2 separate regions of the Mus musculus genome follow, and region 2 is linked to region 1. Evidence: chromatin loops called from intact Hi-C (ENCODE). Cell type or tissue: left cerebral cortex. All regions are shown on one strand. Each heading gives the region's core, and the rest is flanking DNA. Links, peaks and the distances in the headings are about the cores only.

Region 1 (4,394 bases), core at 241-4,240:
CCTTTTCAGGTCTGTATGTATGATAGCCGTGACTCCCATTAGGTTAATACTCGGCGAGGATTTTCCTCTTATTCTGTGGGCTGCCTCTTTACGCCATTGTCCTCTGCTGTAGAGAAGCCTTTTAGTCCAGTGCATCTTTATCAGTTCTTACTCTTACTTCCAGGACTCCTGGAGCCCGATGCAGAAAGCCATTGCTTAACACCTACAACCGGAAGAAGTTCCAGAGTTCCAGGTCTTACATCCAGGCCCTATGTCAATTTGAGTTGGTTTCTGAACAGGGTGAGAGATAAGGACCTAGTGTTGCTCTCTAACTTCCTTAATATCACTGTTGCAGAACGCTGCCCTTTTTTTCCAATGAATGTTTTGGTTCCTTTGTCAAGAGCCAGACGGGTGCAGCCACATGGGCTTATATCTACGCTGTATGGGTCTGCAGTGGTACCATGCTGCTTTCGTTACTTGGCTGTAGCAGACTTGTGCAGCCTCCGGAATTGCACCTTTTAATCAGGACTGCTTTAGCTGCTTAGATCTCTTGTACTTCCACAAGTTTTAGGATTAAATGTTTTCTTTATGTGAAGAATGTCATTGGAGTTTTTATGAGTGTTACATTGACTATATTGCTTTTGGTAAGGCAGCCATCTTAACACTATCGATTCTGCCAACCTGTGAGTATGGGAGGTCTCTCAATTAGTCTTTGCCCATATTGACATGCCATCCTGACAAGGAGCAAGCCATGAAACTAACCAGGGCAAAAGTGGACCACACCAAAGGTCCAATTTAAAACAACATTTTCACCGGGCATGGTGGCACACGTCTTTAATCCCAGCACTTGGGAGGAAGAGGCAGATGGATTTCTGAGTTCGAGGCCAGCCTGGTCTACAAAGTGAGTTCCAGGACAGCCAAGGATACACAGAGAAACCCTGTCTCGAAAAACAAAAACAAAAACAAAAACAAAACAAAAAACAAACAAAAAAACCAACCAAACAAACAAACAACCCCAACATTTTCCAAATTAACCTCAGAAAGTGTCGAGTTTACTAAAGTCAAGTACTAAAGGAATCCTGACAGGGAAAACAGCTTGTTAGGTTAAAAAGCAGTGTTTACTGGGAGCACAAAGTATGCTTTGTGACCAATTCTTTTTTTTTGTTTTGTTTTTGTTTTTTTAAGATTTATTTATTTATTATATGTAAGTACATTGTAGCTGTTTTCAGACACTCCAGAAGAGGGCATCAGATTTCACTAGGGATGGTTGTGAGCCACCATGTGGTTGCTGGGATTTGAACTCGGGACCTTTGGAAGAGCAGTCGGCACTCTTAACCACTGAGCCATCTCGCCAGCCTTGTGACCAATTCTTTACCACATCAGCTTGAGCACTCCAGAACTGTGGCTTCAATTTTAATGACAAGCATTGACACCACACATAATATGAAATCTGACTTCTAAATGCATTTGTTATTTTCCTTATATTATTCATTTTAGTCAATTATATATTTTTTAATGTGGAAGATATGTGCAACTAATATAATCAAAACACATTTATCCATGTTGTTAAAAGAAAATATATAATCTTCCAGATACCTTTTAAAAATATTTATTCTCGAGAAAGATGAATAGTGAGCTCCTGTGTGATGACCACATAAAGGGAGTTCACAGAAGGACATGAGCGAGTGTAAATGAAGCGTCCACAGTGTGAGACTGACACTTTCTGACTGCGTCAACCGGAGTCTATGTGGGGACCATGACAGACACTTGCCAGTCAACAGAAGTCAAATCCAAAGGGTGAAACGTCAAAAATAAGACCATGAAGACTTTTTCTACAAGAGCAGGTAGGTAAGTTACAGTGGGGCCGATGCCTTGTGTAGTTTGAGTCCAGCCTTCGCCTCTATGGAGAGCTTGAAAACTGACATCATTCTAACTGTCTAACTGTCACCTTCTCAAGGTTGGAAGCTGCCCATTTATCACCAAGAGTCAGTATCGGGGAACTATTTAATGCCTGTTGTCTCTCATAATTACATCACCTCATAATCTATTCCTGCCTTCGTTGCTTCCCTCTTTCCTTCCTTTCTTTAATGACCTTGAACCTGCTATTCCTGCCTCCACTTCCCAAGGGCTGGGATTATTGGCAAGTGCCATGCCTGGCTCAGCAGTGAATTTTTAAATAAGCCAAACTATCTAGAACTTGCTGAGTCCTGGAGCCTGTTCAACCCCTTCCTTCCCTGTCTCAGCCCAATTTTAATTTTTTTATTATAAAGAGCTAAACAAAGTTATTGGTGCTTCTATTTTCATACAAGCTAATCCCACTAGATGGCACTAAAGAGTCGCATGTTAGGAATCGGGCCGTGCTAACCTCAGAAACAAAAATAAGCTATCTGAACTAGCAATGCATTTCCCCGATGATTTGTACTGATATTATGATTTTCTAGATATGAACCACAAGTCTCAACCTCTTATTCGTTATAGGATACGGTGTGTTTCAGACCCTGTGGCCCATGTTAGCAATGCAGCAGTGAGACAGGAGCCCACGTGGTTAGAGGTTTGATGAACAGCATTGTCCAGAGGATCTGAGTTCAGTTCCCAGCACCTACTGGGTGGCTTACAAGCACTTGTAACTCCAGCTCCATAGGATCTGATGCCCCTGCCCTTGTAGGGCATCTGTACTCGTGTGCACATACCCACATAATTTTTAAAAAAAAAAAAATTTTTTTTTAAGTGAAGGGGCATTGTAATGGCAGAAGGCAGCATCAGGGGAGAAGCAGTTGGTAGTTGGTTATGCACACTTTTAATCCCAGCAGTGAGGCAGGCAGATACCTGTGAGGTCAAGGTCAGCCTACATATCAAGTTGCAGGCCAGCCAGGGCTACATAGTAAAAGAAAGAGGAAGAAAATTGAGATGCATAGTGTTCTAGTTTGGCTTTCTGTTGCTTTGATAAAACACTAATAAAAGCCAACACAGGGGGCTGGAGAGATGGCTCAGTGGTTAAAAAGCAATGGCTGCTCTTCTAGGGGACCCAAGTTCAATTCCCAGCACCTACATGGCAGCTCACAACGGTCTGTGACTTGTTCTAGAGGATCTGGCACCGTCACGGTGGCAAGCGCAGGGGAGGAGGCTTTTGCTCACAGGTCTCACAGTTTGAGACCCAGTCCATCGCAGTGGGTTAGGTATGGCAGCCTAGTGGCTCTCAGCACTGGCAGGGGTAGGAGGCAGCTTGCTCACAGGTCTCACAGTTTGAGACCCAGTCCATCGCAGTGGGTTAAGTATGGCAGCCTAGTGGCTCTCAGCACTGGCAGGGGTAGGAGGCAGCTTGCTCACATCTGGGCAAGTCAAGAAGCAGAGAGCACAGTGGAATTCGGGCAGCTAGAAAAATCTCAAAGCACCCCACCCAGCCACAGAGGGCCTTTTCCTCCAGCGAGTCTCTACCAACGAAAAGTTGACAATCCTCCCCACACAACACCACCAACTAGGACTGAGTGGTCAGACAATGAAGCTATGGGAGACACTCCATTCAAGCCACACTGGTCTTCTCCAGAACCTTAGCTAAAAAGAAGAGGAAAGGGCGGCTGAGGAGCACAGACAGAAGGTGAAACTGAAGTGTGAGTGTGAGAAAGATTCATAGTTAGGAGGGGATGAGGCACAAGTTGGGATGGGATTGGACATTTAGACTAGAGGTGTCAGGAGCAATCAAGGCGGAAAGGGATAGTGACTGATGGGGACAGATATGACGGTGGTGAAAGGGTAAGTCCACCAGAGCCTTTCTATCTGCTGGACGGATCACACAGCATCAGAGCCAGCCTTCCTGACCTCCCGATAGAGCATCCTCCCTTCCTGGCTCTCCTGCCCTCAGTACTGTTCCTGCCTTGGGCATTAGGAGTGGGCTGAAATCTTTAGCTACTGTATGGACCTGGCCACTTCCAGAAGTTCTGCTCTTCTGCCCCTGTGGCTTTTGTACTTCCCTGTGACTATTTGATGTCTGGAGTCCCCAGTAGGAGAAGCGATGCGTAATCATGGAGCAAGAAATGAATCAGCTCTGACAAAGGAATACAGTTAGTACATCTTAGCCATATGGTCTCAACCCATATCGTGTATCCACAAAATTCGTGGTTGAACATGGTCTTGTTAAGTTTTCTCATTATTTGAGATAACCAGTTTCTGCCTCCCTATTAACATGTCTTTATCAAATGCCTACTATGCAGGCACTGGGTTGGTTGCCAATGGTTTACTTTTTCTTCTTCTTCTTCTTCTTCTTCTTCTTCTTCTTCTTCTTCTTCTTCTTCTTCTTCTTCTTCTTCTTCTTCTTCTTCTTCTTCTTCTTCTTCTTCTTCTTGTTTTCGAGACAGGGTTTCTCTGTGTAGCCCTGTAGGCTGTCCTGGAACTCACTTTGTAGACCAGGCTGGCCTCAA
Region 2 (4,394 bases), core at 232-4,231, 320 kb before region 1:
TTTGGGAGCTAAAAGTCACATAAGAAATTACTTTTGGTGTCATGGTGGTATAGGTCACTGAAAAAGTACAAAAAGCCAGGACTTTACTGCTATAAAAATGTAACTAGAAAGTTCAAAGTTTCATATTAAATTAGAGGAAATGGAAAATAAAATTCAAGAACTGGAAGAACATGTTATCTGGAACACAGGTCAAAGGATCAATATAATGGACGGTGTCCTTTCCTCAATTAGAAAAAGAGGTAAAACCAAATGAATCAGTGAAGGAGATTTTTCTAAATATACTTGGGATGCAATCAGGGTTCAAACTTTCTACTAGGCAAGTGTTTTCTATCACGGAGCCACACTCCCAGTTTCATCTGTACTTTCAAATTCATTTTGAGCATTGGTCATTGGGGTGTAGCAGAAGAAAGGGAAAGATATGGTGACTACAACAGAGTTACTAGAACGTGATAGAAAGTGGAGTGCTAACTGAAGGAAGAAGGTAACCAGAGGCATTGCGTTGTGTTCTGTTTGTAGGTGTACCATGCCTGTATTCCCCTTTCTTGGCTTCCTGTCTGCCAAGATAAGAACAGCTCTGTCCCTCCACGATTTCCCCATTATAATTAACTCAAACTTCCAAAGCTGTGAGCCACAATAAAGAATTCTCTCCTTTAACCTATTTTCAGATACTTTAGTCACTGTGACACAAAAGCATTACAGTGAGCACCCACTGTAAAACTGTAAAAGTACTATAGGACATGCTCTTAGAACATGATAGGAAGTGAGGGAGGAGGGAGGGAGGAGGGAGGGAGAGAATGAGAATATAGATCAATCTACAAGAATAGAATGACATATATAAACAGCAATAGTACACAAAGAAATTAAGAATTTTAAACAAGTCCACAGTGAGGCTAGGACACAAGCAGTGAAAAGTATGCCACATTGTTTTTATGGCATTCTGAAGAGAACGTTCTGAAGAGGACTATAACAATCCTAGATGTTAGAAAAATACAAAGGATGAAGACAGTAGTTAAAATCTAAGGTCAACCATTGAATGGTACTTATATACATGTGTGGATTTCAATCAGTGAAGGAAAATAAAAGGACAACATGGAGTGGTATTTTAAGAATACACAATAAATAGGAAGACAGGAAGCTATTAGGAACTGCTGGGGTGGGGGTGGGGTGACCAAAACAGAGCAACTCCAATTTGGGTTCACTCTGCAATCTAAAACAACAAAACTATGGGACAAAATAAAGCAATGTTTGTTCCAAGCAGTCAGCATCAGACAAGGGGGGGATGTTAATTCCTTAAAGATGGAAATAAAGTGAGCCCTGCTTGCCACAAGCTGTTCCCTCAAGGAAGTCTGCAGGCAGAGACCCTGGACCAGTAAACTAGACCATGTCCTGTAGGTCCCTTGAACTGAAGAAATGAAGCTGGGAGTGAAGTGACAAGTGAGTACATGAAAGAGGAGTGCAGTCTCCTTGAATGGCTCAGGTCCCCAACTCTACAGAAAAGACATTCACACATACATGAACAGAAAAGCTGAGGTCAGGTAACCTAAGCACTAGAATGGACGAACCTCAGCACCTCCAGAAGCTCAGCATGTTTGTTATATACAGCTGAACATGTTTGTATATATACACCGTTCTTATATACAGCTGAATATGGAAGAGAGGCTAGGTACAGTCTTGAGGCTGGAAACATCTGGGGGGAGCAAAGAGAAAGATGCTGAGGACATTTCTGGTACACACTGTCAACACCTACACGTGGAAGGCTTTGCCACTCTATGGGGCTGAGGCATTGGGATGCTTGCTTGACATGCCCATGCCCGTGCCAACAACACACATTTATTCAGAACTTCACCCATTCTGTACTGAGGGGAAATCTGCAGAAGAGAAGAGCACTAGAGATCTACAAGGATTTCTCCTTGAGTATTCAGGATAGCAAGCATTAACTATACTGCTATGCGGCAGTAGACTAAGTGTCTGTGCAAGACCACTTTTTGGGTTAAAGCCTTATTCCTGGAACTGGGAACCCTTCTGTGCTTGAGTACAAGTCTAAGCCAAGCCTCACTGGCATGTGTGGTTTCCCAATCACGACTGCCTTCTTTAAAAAGGATTTATTTTCATTTGTATGTAGGAATTTATGAAGGAAAGAAAAGGGGTGGATCCCCTGGAGCTTGAGTTACAAGATGTGGTAAGCTTGCCTGCTGTATACATTGGGAACTAAAGTCAGGTCCTTTAAAGAACATCTGAGGCATCTTTCCAGCTTTGATGATTTCTATCATGCATTGGACAAAATGCCAACTGAGCCTCTCTGAGAAGACCAAAATGAACTGGTAAGATTAAATAAGCTGAAAAGGCTCTATTTTTGTGACTACCAAAAAGAGCTATTTTCTGTTTTCCTATGCTTTCTATTCTGAGGTAAGAAAATGGAAACCAGGAATATGGTCACGAAAAACCATGAAAAGAACTGGAGGAAATACTGTCTGGTGAAAATGAAGACTATTAAGAAAGTTCCTATTATTACCAGTTAGGGCAGAAATACAATTCACAGGGTATACAGTAAATACTCAAGAATTATCTTGCCTTCGTAGAAGAAATAATGAGCCCAGGTCTGAACAATGCACCAGAGTCAATTAACAAATCACAAAAGCGGGGCAGGAAAGAAGTTCAATTGTTTCCAGCCAACTTAACTACATCCCTGAACAGACCTCAAGATGCCCAGAAACACAAAAAATATCTAACCTGCAACACTGTAAAATTCATAATATGTGCTGTGCAGTCAAATATTAACAGACACTCAGTCAGGACAACAACCAAGTGAGGAGGATAGGAATGGACATGGATGGTATTAATGACACAGAAAGGGCTATGAGGTTAATGACTACCACTGTCACATATGTCTAAAAAGTGAAGACAAAGACAACATAAAGGATCCACACTGAACTTCTTAACATGAAAACCACAATATCAGAGATTTTAAAAAACTGCTAGATGAAACTAACAGATGACTAGGTACTGCACAGGGAGGGTAGCTGACCTGGAAGATTTATAGAAATAGTTATTTAAATACACAGACAGACAGACAGACAGACAGACACACACACACACACACACACACACACACACACACTATGGTAAATGCCTATGACACTAGCTGAAGAAGGCCAAAACAAAAGGATGTTTGCTTCAAGGCCCGTTCAAGCTGCTTGTGAGAGCCTTTCTCAATAAAGTAAAACAAAGAAAAACAAAACCCCCCAAAGGCTTAGCAGTTTAGCTCAGTACTCTATAGAGGGTCTACCAGGCATATGGCCTTGGGTCTAATCCCCAACAGCAAAATATTTTTTTGCAAAACGCAATGCAATAAAAATAAGATAAAAACACAAAAATCAACCAAATGGAATCTCAAAAGGCAAAGCAGCATAATAAATAATACCTCAAGAAATAATGGCCCAAACTTTTTCGTTTGATAGCAGTTGTAAAGTCGAGAGAAAGTGAAAGCACAGTGTGTCATACTTTATGGGATGCTGCTAGAGTGGGATTCTGGGAGAACTAGCCTGCAACTGACTAGAAAAGATGGTTCCTACAGTAAGAACCTCAGTCAGAAACTAAATAGCAACAACAAAGTTAGCCAAAGCAAAAATGGAAAGGAAATATTTTTTAAAAAATTAAAAGGAATGACATAAACAAATTCTGAGAGTCAGAAAAATATCCAAAATCAAGAACCTGACCAAAGCTTTCTCTGTCCAAGAACTTGAAACTGTAGTTAATTTTTTCAAAAGAAAAGCCTAGACTGTGTGGTTGATTATGCTATTAAGTTTTATTACATTCTTAAAAGAGGACCAATACAATTCTACACAAACTCTTATCAAAACCCTTGGGAAAAAATGCTTCACAACTCAATCCATGAGGTCATCATTACAAAGGTACCAGAATAAGAAAGGAAAGAGAGATTCACAGAGCAATTTCCTAATAAAGTCAATCCTACAACATTTTTAAAGGAATGGTATATCATTAGTAAACACAAGTAAGAATGGCAGATTTATTAATCAAAATAATATAATCGATACAAGTCAGTATGCTAACAAAAAAAGGAGATGGGTAGGCATGAAAAGCACTTGGTAAAAATCTACGTTCCTGATACAAATTTACAGCAAGCCCTACCACCATAAACTCCTTAATTAACCTAGCAATAGGCACCTGATAGACAAATAACTAAAAAGCAAACAGAACATGCAGCTAGCACTATACACAACAATGAAAACCCGATTTCTTCCTAAAATCAGGAGTAAGACAAGAATATCCACATTCTTAGTTTTCCATGTAATTAATTAAAAGAATCCTATAAGTGTAATAGATTTAAAAAACTAATTGCAAACAAATAAACCACAACCAATTTGGAAATAAAT

What was found. Peaks named below come from ENCODE experiments on the same cell type or tissue, not always from the same donor. Only the 100,000 strongest peaks of a DNase experiment are listed, where the experiment ranks them.
Region 2: it touches region 1 in a loop (2.6-fold over the local background); 2 of 42 quality-filtered maps call a loop at or near these places.

The regions. Positions count from the first base shown.
Region 1 is chr3:100,914,647-100,919,040 of GRCm38, forward strand. Gm40108 (a long non-coding RNA gene) reads left to right here. Exons shown (of 3, transcript XR_867505.1): 3 at 164-574. Among named protein-coding and RNA genes, the nearest start is that of Trim45, 5.6 kb to the right of the region's middle. In left cerebral cortex, for the core only: a CTCF peak has its summit at 2,288 (motif pointing right); a DNase peak (open chromatin) is centred at 2,317.
Region 2 is chr3:100,597,404-100,601,797 of GRCm38, forward strand. All of the region lies in intron 8 of Man1a2 (mannosidase, alpha, class 1A, member 2), which reads right to left. Among named protein-coding and RNA genes, the nearest start is that of Gm40106, 58 kb to the left of the region's middle. In left cerebral cortex, for the core only: no CTCF peak of the experiment used is centred there; a DNase peak (open chromatin) is centred at 2,160; H3K27ac peaks cover 1,205 bases.